Linked DNA regions of Homo sapiens: region 2 is linked to region 1. A link is an interaction called in ENCODE POLR2A ChIA-PET data of the cell type or tissue named here. Cell type or tissue: B cell. All regions are shown on one strand.

Region 1 (5,000 bases):
GGGGAGGGATAACATCGGGACATATACCTAATGCTAGATGATGAGTTAGTGGGTGCAGCGCACCAGCATGGCACATGTATACATATGTAACTAACCTGCACAATGTGCACATGTACCCTAAAACTTAAAGTATAATAAAAAAAAAGAAAAGAAAAAAAAAAGAAAAATGGAAGAGGGTTACATAATGACAAGTTTGTAAACAGTTATCCAGAAATAAGCCTGAGGAGGCATTCTGGCTGGTGTGTCACAGCCAGTTTGTTGGGTTGTGGGGAACACATTTTGTGACTAAACCAGCCAGCCTCCCTGGCTCCAGCAGAAGAAAAACACAGCTTGGAGCTACAGAGATGCATGCCACATTTCCCTGACCCAAGGAGCTTAGCCGGTCAGGCAGTTGTGAGTCCTACCGCTGCCCCACTCCAAAGAAGGTAAAATGGCTTAGACAGTAGGTTGTTGAGAATCTGCAAAGCCCTGAGATTGGGATGCTAGGTGTCATTGCTGTAGGATCTCAAGTGGGACCTTTTGATCCATGGGTTGCAGAGTTTCATGAAAAAAGCACAGTTCCCCCAGCTGGGTAGCATGCTCTCTCACCACCTATTTTGGCTGGGGCATTGGGGCACCCCTGCTCCCTGTGGTTCTCAAGTGGACTGCTGCATAGCACTGCTCTTCCTTTCTCTTTGTGGATTATGTCATCTGCCTAGTCAGTTCTTATGAGAGAACATAGATACCTCAGTTTACTAGTGAAAGATTCACATAGTTATTTTGGATCTTTTTGATGGGAGCCTCTGATTGTCACTGTTTCTCATCTACCATCTTGACCCACTCTAACAATTCAGTTTTAACAGCTGACAGAAAGCTTTATGAAAGAACTACTGCTGATGAGGATTATTTTAATAAAGGGGTAAATTTTAACAAACATAGTTTGAAGGCAGACATTTAGAAAAAGCAAGGGGGGATATTCTCTCAAACCAGTTGTTCTTCTAGGAACCATTCAATAAAAACAATTATCCAACGCTAAAGGCTGACATCAAGGTCTATGCCAGAAGTGTTTATGATGGGTTAGTTTACTTTTGAAAAATGGAATATGGTTACATAATGACAAGTTTATAAACAGTTATTCAGAAATAGTAAGGTAAAAAATTCTCCTTCATCTCTGGTTCTTTTTTGGAACCATCAAAATGAATAAATATCTGACTCTGAAAAATGACAACAAGCTTTGTTCCAGAACTCTTGAAGATGAGTTTTCTTTCAAGGAAAGATAAATTTCAACACAAAAAATATTGCAGACAAGCATTTAGAAGGAGAAAGTAGAAAAATTATCTTATAGTCATGGCCCTTCCAGGGAAACTTCAGAACAAATAAATATCTGGTCTTGACAGCTGATGACAGGCTTTGTGCCAGAACTCTTGATGATGGCCAGCATTTTTTGTAGAGCTAAATACAGATGTTAACAGAAAGAGAACATTGCAGTTGTTTTAAAAGAGGTAGAAAGAGTATTCTCACATTCCAGTGGCTCTTCTAAAGATCAATTAATGCCAATAAATACGCAGCTTTGAAAGCTAACAATAAGTTTTGTGCCAAAACTCTTGGTGATGGGCAGCCTTTTTTTTTTTTTTTTTTTTTTTTAGGAAACAACGATGTAAATATGGGGAGAAGCTTGCAGGTAGGCTTCTAGAAGAAGTTAGCAAAAAATTTTCCTATTGCAGTGTTTCTTCTAGAAACCCATCAAGACCAATATATATCTGGCAGTTAATGCTAACAACAAACTTTTTTCCATGACTTGTGAACATGGTCAGTTTTAAGAGAAACGAAGATGTTAACATGAAGGAAGTTTGCAGAGAGGTATTTATAGGGAGAGAAAAAAATTGTACATCATTTGCCCCAATAGATACATATCAAAATCTTAAAAATATCTGCTCTAAAATCTGATAACAGTATTTGTTCCAGGGCTATTGATGATGGGTCATTTTTTATCAGGATAAGAAAGATGTAGATACAAAGAAAAGTTCTCAGACAGACATTTAGAGTAAGCAAGAAAAAGATTCTCTAACACAAATATCCTTCCTAGAAAACTGTCAAAACAAATAAATATCTGGTCTTGACAGTTGACAAGAAGCTTTGTGCCAGAACTATTAGTAATGTGTGTGTGTGTTTGTGTGTGTGTGTGTGTGTGTGTGTGTGTTTAAAGAAGGGAAGGTGTTTAACAAAAAAAGAGATATTTCTAGACAGAAACTAAGAAGGAGGAAGTAGGAGATTTCTCACACCAGTGGCTCTTCTAGGGAACCTAAAAATTAATGCATATGTCTGGCTCTGAAAGCTGAAAACAAATATTATGTTAGAACCCTTTCTGATGCGTGGTTTTGTTGCAAGCAAAAAAAAAAGTTCATATAAATAAAAGTTCGTGGATGATCACTTAAAAGAAGAAAGGAAGAGAGTGATGATAGCAACAGTGTCTCACCTAAAAAACCATCAAAATGAAAAAATATATCGTCCTGAAAGCTGGCAACACGTTTGTGCCATAACTTTTGCTGATGGATGGTTTTCTTTAAGAGAAAGGCAGACTTTAACATAAACAGAAGAATCCCTGATAAGTATTTAGAATAAGAAACAAGATAATTTTTTTAAAATAGTGACCTTTCTCATTACTTATCAATACAAACAAATATTTAGCTCTCAAAGATGAAGTTTTTGTGCCAGAACTCTTAAAGAAGAGCAGTTTTCTTTCAAGGGAAGGGTTTAGCTGAAGAGAGGTTTGCAGGCAGACATTTAAAAGAAACAAAGAGGGGAAACCTTTTACATCAGTGGTTCTTTTAGAAAACCATCAATACGAGCATATATCAAGCCCTGAAATCTAATATCTTTGTTCCACAACTCTGGATTACATGTGGTTTTCTTTGTATCAAAGTGAAGTTTGTAGAAAGGCATTTGCAAATGTAATAGTAAAGTTTTCTCACAACAGAGTTTTTTTTTTTTTTTTTTTTGAGATGACTCATTCTGTTGCTCAGGCTGGGGTACAGTGGTGTGATCTTGGCTCATTGCAACCTCTGTCTCCCAGGTTCAAGTAGTTCTCCTTCCTCAGCCCCCTGAGTAGCTGGGATTCCAGGCATGTGCCACTACACCCGGGCAATTTTTGTATTTTTAGTAGAGATGGGGTTTCTCCATGTTGACCAGAATGGTCTCCAACTCTCCAGGTGCTACAACTCCCTCGGCCTTACGAAGTGCTGGGCTTACAAATGTGAGCCACCACCCTTGTCCATAACAGAGGATCTTTTAGAGAACCTTCCTTTAAAATTAACAAATACCTGGTCCTGAAAGTTGACAAGATTTGTGCAATAACTATTAATAATGGTCCCTTTTATTTTTTTTTCAGGCAAAGAAAGAGGTTCAGTTAGACATTTAGATAGAACAATTTAAAAAAAAAAAAAAAAACACCAGTGGTTTTTCTAGGGAACTGATGAAAGAAGGGAACATCTGGCCCTGAATGCTGACAAATTTATGTCAGAATTCTTGAAAATGGGTGGTTTCTTTCTTGCTTTTTCTTCCTTTTATTTTTCTTTTGAAATGGAGTTTCACTGTTGTTACCCAGGCTGCAGTGCAGTGGCATGGTCTTGGCTCACTGCCATCTCCAACCTCCATGTTAAAGTGATTCTCCTGCCTCAGCCTCCTGAGTAGCTGGGATTACAGTCCCCTGCCACCAAGCCAAGCTAATTTTTTTATTATTATTTTTTTTTAGTAGAGATGGGATTTACCATGTTAACCAGGCTGGTCTCAAATTCCTGACCTCAGAAGATGCACCTGCCTTGCCCTCCCAAAGTGATGGGATTATATGGGTGAGCCACTGTGCCCTGTCTGGTGGTTTCTTTAAGAGAAAAAAATATTTGAACAGAGAAGCAGTTTCTTGACATGCATTTAAAAAGAGAAAGAAGAGAAAGTCTATTACACTCATGGCCCTTGTCGTTACTTGTCATTAGGAACTAATGCGAAGATCTCAAAGTTGAAAGTAAGTTTTGTTCCAGAACTTTTGAACAAGGGCAGCTTTTTTTTTAGGGAAATAAATATTTTTAACTGACAAAAAGTTTGCAGACAGGTATTTAAAAAAAGTAAAGAGGAGAATTGTTTTACCTCAGTGGCCCTTCCAGAGATCCAAAAAAAAAAAAAAAAAGATTTGTTGAGAAATATTAACACTGGGCCATTTTATTTCAGGAAAAGGAAGGTGTTTACATAAACAAGAGTTTGTAGTCATGCATTTTGAAACAAGGGAATAAAAGGAATTTTCTAACATCAGTGGCCATTCTAGTGAAGTATCAAAACAAATATACAGCCTTGAAAGCCTGCAACAACTATTGTGCCAGAACTCATGGTGACAGCTGGTTCTCTTTCGGGAAAGTAAAACGTTTTCAAAAAAAGAGTTTTTAGCTAGATATTTAGAAAAAACAAGAAGGAAATATTAAATTTTAGTGGCCTTCATAGAAAACCATCAAAACAAGCAAATATCTTACACTGAAAGCTGACAACAAGCTTTGTACCAGAACTCTTAAAAATGGGCACATTTATTTTTCAAAAAGATTAACATTTCAACACAAAGAAATTTCAGGCACGTCCATGTGAAGAGACCACCAAACAGGCTTTGTGAAAGAAATAAAGCTTTTAATCACCTTGGTGCAAGTGGGCCAAGTCTGAAAAGAGAGTCAGCAAAGGGAGATAAGCGTGGGGCCATTTTATAGGATTTGGGAAGATAAAGAAAAATTACTGTCAAAGTGGATTTGTTCTCTGCCGGGCAGGAATAGGGGTCGCAAGGTGCTCAGTGGGGAAGTTTTTGAGCCAGGTTGAGCCAGGAAAAGGACTTTCACAAGATAATGTCATCACTTAAGACAAGGACCAGCCATTTTCACTTCTTTTGTGGTGGAATGTCATCAGTTAAGGCAAAGACTGGCCATTTTCACTTCTTTTGTGGTGGAATGTCATCAGTAAAAGTGGGGCAGGGCATTTTCACTTCTTTTGTG
Region 2 (5,000 bases), 190 kb after region 1:
AAAAATAAAAGCTTCTGCATAATAAAGACAACAATCAACAAAATGAAAAGACAACCCACAGAACGGAAGAACATTTTGCAACCTACTTATCTAACAAAGGAGTAATGATCAGAATATATGTTTATATATATCTGATGACTAATCAGAATACAGGAGCTCAGACAACTCTAAAAGAAAAAACTCATAATCCAATGGTAAAAAATGGACAAAAGAGCTGAATAGACACTTCTCAAAGGATGACATAAAAATTTCATACAAACAGGCATATTTTATCTGAGCATATATTCCACACTTTTCCCCCAAAACTGAAATCAGGTAATCAAAGAAATTATTTAACATAAATAAAAATACTTCTGAAGTAAGTAAAATGTATGAGACAAACAAATGTCCATTACCTAATAAATTTATAAATAAAATGTAGACGTTTCATACAATGCAACATTAATTAGTCATGAAATAAAGAGTGAATGGTATAACCCCTTGAAACACTGAAAATCTTATGCTACACAAACAAAAACAAGAAACATAAAGGCACACACTGTGAATTGTTAAATAAAATATTCTGAATAGTAAAATCTCTTTGTTTATGTCATCCAGTATAATACTATTTACTATTTATTGGACATAACTTGAGGTCCTTAATTTCTAGACATCAAAACTTCAAAGGACTATTTTTCCATGGAGTTTAACATTAAAATTAGTGAATAGTGAATTCATGTATTATGTGTATTTTTTATTGCAAACCATTCACATTGCTGTAGATCCTGAACTCATAAGTGAGGATCATGCAAATGTTGGCAGCAAGCCAGAAAACCACTCTGCAAGCAAACAAATACTCTGCAGAGAATGGAAATTCATACCACAATGCCAAATATCTAACCTCAGTCATCTTAGAATTATACATATATTGACACATTAATTCACATAGGATCTGGAACTTAAGTGATTGGTTGGTTGTTGATGAGTTGACCTGATTTGGGGAGAATTTGTCCTGGAATAATGAAGGGAATGGGGGTTAATATTTCTTCTTACCTGCTTGTTCTTCCCCAGCACCTTCAACTTTATTTTCCTCCTCTTCAGCTTTTCCTCTCCTTCTTCACCCTGACCTATTTCTTCTTTATCCTTTGCTTCTTTAGACACTTCCTTAGCAGCTTAGTCCTCTTCCCTGCCACCTCTTCCTCCTCCTCTTTATTATCTTTCTCCTCCTAGGCTTTTTCTTCAGAGGGGTACTAGTCTTTGCCTTCCTCAATCTTAGCACTCTCAATGGATTCCTCCACCATGATCTACTCCTCTTGCACATGGCTACTGTAGTAGGACAGGAAGGAGTGGGTGGACATCATGTAGGAGTTGGTATGTGAACCCCAGTAGGTGATAAACCAAAGACCAGGGGGTCTGGAAGCAGTGTGCTTCCCATGCTGCTGAAACTCAGCTGGGTCTCCTTGCCTTTGAAGGGTTTCCTCTGAGCTGCAGCCTCAATACAAAGAGCCATCTTCACCTGGAGGACTTGGTATTCATTTAGGTATCCAGATGTTTAACTTTGCCATCTTCAATTCATTTTCTAATTTGTGGATGATGGCCTGCACACTACTGATGTAGGTGTTCAACTTGTCCTTTGGCTCCTGCAGCTATATCTCCATTACTTCCTTCATGCCCTAGCATGCTTTGATCTCCAAGTTCTTGGTCTTGAGCAGGTAGTGGCTCTGAGACACCTTGTTTCTGGTGCCTTGCATGGCATAGACCCTCTTGACAGTGCTCTGGCTCAGCAGTCTAAAGGGCTCTTAAAGCACTCCTCTGCATGCTCTGCATGCTCTTGGCAGCCATCTTTCCCTACTGTGGGCAGATGACCTCCAGCAAAGAGGTGAGGTTGAGATTGGTGAACATGTTTATCTCTATGGAGATCTGCACATACTGGATCTGCCCCTGCAAGTGGATGGATCTCCTCTTAGTGAAATTTCTTCAGAAAGGCAATTTTGCCCATCAGGCTATCCAGGTGCTTTTCGCTCTGCTGTGGTGCAGCCTGGTCAGAACATTTGCAGGCTTCCATCCTGCTGCCCTCAGCCTGTTTGTAGGAAAATTTTGTATCAGGGTAATAAAAATATTTTTAAATTAGTAATTGCAGTGAAAAAACATTGTGAAACAATTAAAAACCCCCAAGTGTATGCTTTAAAATGATACAATGTAAATATATCATTATATAGGATATATAAATTATATAGATCATTACCATTTCAGTTAAAAGTTAAAATTTATGAGAGGAAATGTAGAAACTAGTGGGCATTATTCTTAAATGTGTCTAAGATAATACCAAAACTCTGTATTGCTGGGAAAACAGACTATATACAGAGTATTGGTATGGAGCAGTAGGGTATTGCTATGAAGCTACCTGAAAATATGGAAGCCACATAGGAATTAAATAACTAACATAGGTTAGAAGAGTGTGGAGGTCTCAGAAGATGATAAGGAAAAGTTTGGGACTTCCTAGAGTGTTACTAAATTGTTGTGACCAATGTGCTGATAGTGATAGGGAAAATGAAGTAGACACTGAGGAGATCATGCATGGAAATAAGGAGCTTATTGGGAAGCAGAGCAAATGTCATATTTGTTACACATTAGCAAGGTACCCTTGATAATGCATTGTACCCCTGCCCTAGGGATATGTGGAACTCTGAAGTTGAGTATGGTGACTTAGAGTCTGTGGTGGAAAAATTTAGGGTATGTGGTGAAAAAAATTTCTAAGCAGAAAGTGCTCCAGATGTCACCTGGATGCTTCTAACAACCTAAGCTCATATGCATGAGCAAACAGATGACATGAAACTGAAACTTATGTTAAAAAAAGTAATACAGCATAAAAGTTTGGAAAACTTGCAGCCTGCAAAGTGGTAGAAAAGCAAAGCTCTTTTTCAGAGAAGAAATTTAAGATGCTGCAGTAAAGCAAAAAGGAGCTAAGTGTTAGTATCCAAGACAATGGGGAAAAAACCTCTAAGATATTTCAGAGAGCCTCTTTTACCACAGACACAGAAGCTTAGCAAAGATAAATGGTTGTTTCATGGACCATATTCAAGGACTTTCAGCTCTGCACAACTTTGGGACACTGCTCCTTGAATGTGAGCACATTTCACACTCTTCAAATTCTCAGCAGAATTTGTTATTGAAAGTCTTTTGAATAAAACCCATTTTAACTAGATTGAGATGATATCTTATTGTAATTTTAATTTGGATTTTTCTGATAATTAATGATCTTGAGCACTTTTTGATATACCTGGTCACATTTGTATGTTTTCCTTTGAGAAATATGTTTTTCAAATATTTTGACCAAATTATAAGATTTTCCTATAAATTTTTTCCTATAGATTGTTTGAGATTTTTATTTATTGTGATTATTAATCCTTTGTCAGATGGGTAAGTTACAAATATTTCTTCTATTTCTGTGAATAATCTCTACACATTGTTGATTTTTAAATTTTTCCCCTGCAGAAACTTTTCAACTGCATGTTGATTCCAGACGTCCATTTCTGGTTAGGTTGCTTGTGCTTCTGGGGAATTGCTGAGGAAATCTTTGGTCAGGCAGGGTGGCTTATACCTATAATACTAGCTCTTTGCAAGGCTAACTTATATGGATTTCTTGAGCACAAGAATTCAAAACCAACCTGAGGACATGATGTAACCCCATCTCTACAAAAGTGAACACACACACACAAAAATTTCCATGGTATGTGGTGATATGTGCCAGTAGTCCCAGCTTCTCAAAGGCTGTGACAGGAGATTGCTTTAGCCTTAGAGATGGTGATTGCCGTGGGCTTTGATCTTGCCACTGTACATCAGCATGGGTGACAACCTATCTCAAAAAAAAGCAATATTTTTTTCATATTAATAACCTGGAGATTTTCCCAAGTCTTTTTTTTGTAATTTCAGAGTTTCAGGTTGTAGACTTAAGGCTTTAATTCACTTTGATTCAGTTTTTATATATGGCCAAAAGTAGAAGTCTCATTTTTATTATTGCACATATGGAAGCCCAGATTTCTTGGCATCTTCATTTAATAGGGTGTATGTTTTCCTCAGTGGATGTTCTTGGCACATTTGTCCAAATTAGTTTACTGTAGCTGTGTGGATTTTTTTCAGGTTCTCTATTCATTTTCATTTTTCTGTGTTTCTATTTTATGCTAGTAAACTGGCTATTTAAGGCTGTTTTACTTACTGTGGCTCAGGACTCTAATTTGAGGTCAGATAATTTGATTTATCTAATTTTGTTCTTTTTTCTAAGGACAGGTTTAGCTATTCTGAGTCTCTTGTGGTTCCATGTAAAATTTAAAATTATTTTTTCATTTATTTCAAAAATATTATTGGTATTATGTTAGGAATTACATTGAATCTGTAGATTGCTCTGGGTAGTATGGACATTTTAACAATATTGTCTTACAATTCCTGAACATAATATGTTTTACCATTTTGTAGTGTCATCTTCAACTATTTTCATTATTCAGATCTTTCACTTCTTTGGTTAATTTCTAAGTATTTAATTTTATGTGTGACTATTGAAAATAAGATGATTTCTTATTTCTTTTTCAGATTGTTTACTGTTTCAGATTTGTGTCTGTTAATTTTATATACTACAACTCTACCCAATTTGTTTATCAGCTCTAATAGTTTTCTTGTGGTGTCCTTAAGTTTTTTTTCTAATATGAGATTATATCACCTGCAAAGTAGAATAATTTGAATTATTCTCTTCCCACTTAAATGTCTTTCATATATTTCTCTTGTCTGATCTCTCTAGATAGAACTTCCAGTACTACGTTGAATAATAGTGGTCACAGTGGGCAACTTTGTTGTATTGTAGATTATAGATAAAATATGTTCAGTTTTTCCCCATTCAGTACAATACTGAATATTTTTTAGTCTGTCATATAAGGTTTTTATTATGTTGAGGTATGTTTCTTTTTTCTGCTGTTTTTTGAGGATTTTTGTCTTGAAGGATGTTGAATTTAACCAATTGCTTTATCACC

What was found. ChIA-PET counts read pairs that join two places held together with the same protein. Peaks named below come from ENCODE experiments on the same cell type or tissue, not always from the same donor. Only the 100,000 strongest peaks of a DNase experiment are listed, where the experiment ranks them.
Region 2: POLR2A ChIA-PET joins it to region 1 with 5 read pairs; 2 of 35 experiments call an interaction of 5 or more read pairs at or near these places.

The regions. Positions count from the first base shown.
Region 1 is chrY:21,031,333-21,036,332 of GRCh38, forward strand. No RefSeq gene overlaps it. Among named protein-coding and RNA genes, the nearest start is that of RPS4Y2, 280 kb to the left of the region's middle. In B cell, no CTCF peak of the experiment used is centred here; a DNase peak (open chromatin) is centred at 2,199.
Region 2 is chrY:21,220,091-21,225,090 of GRCh38, forward strand. It overlaps the pseudogene NEFLP1. Among named protein-coding and RNA genes, the nearest start is that of PRORY, 230 kb to the right of the region's middle. In B cell, no CTCF peak of the experiment used is centred here; no DNase peak of the experiment used is centred here.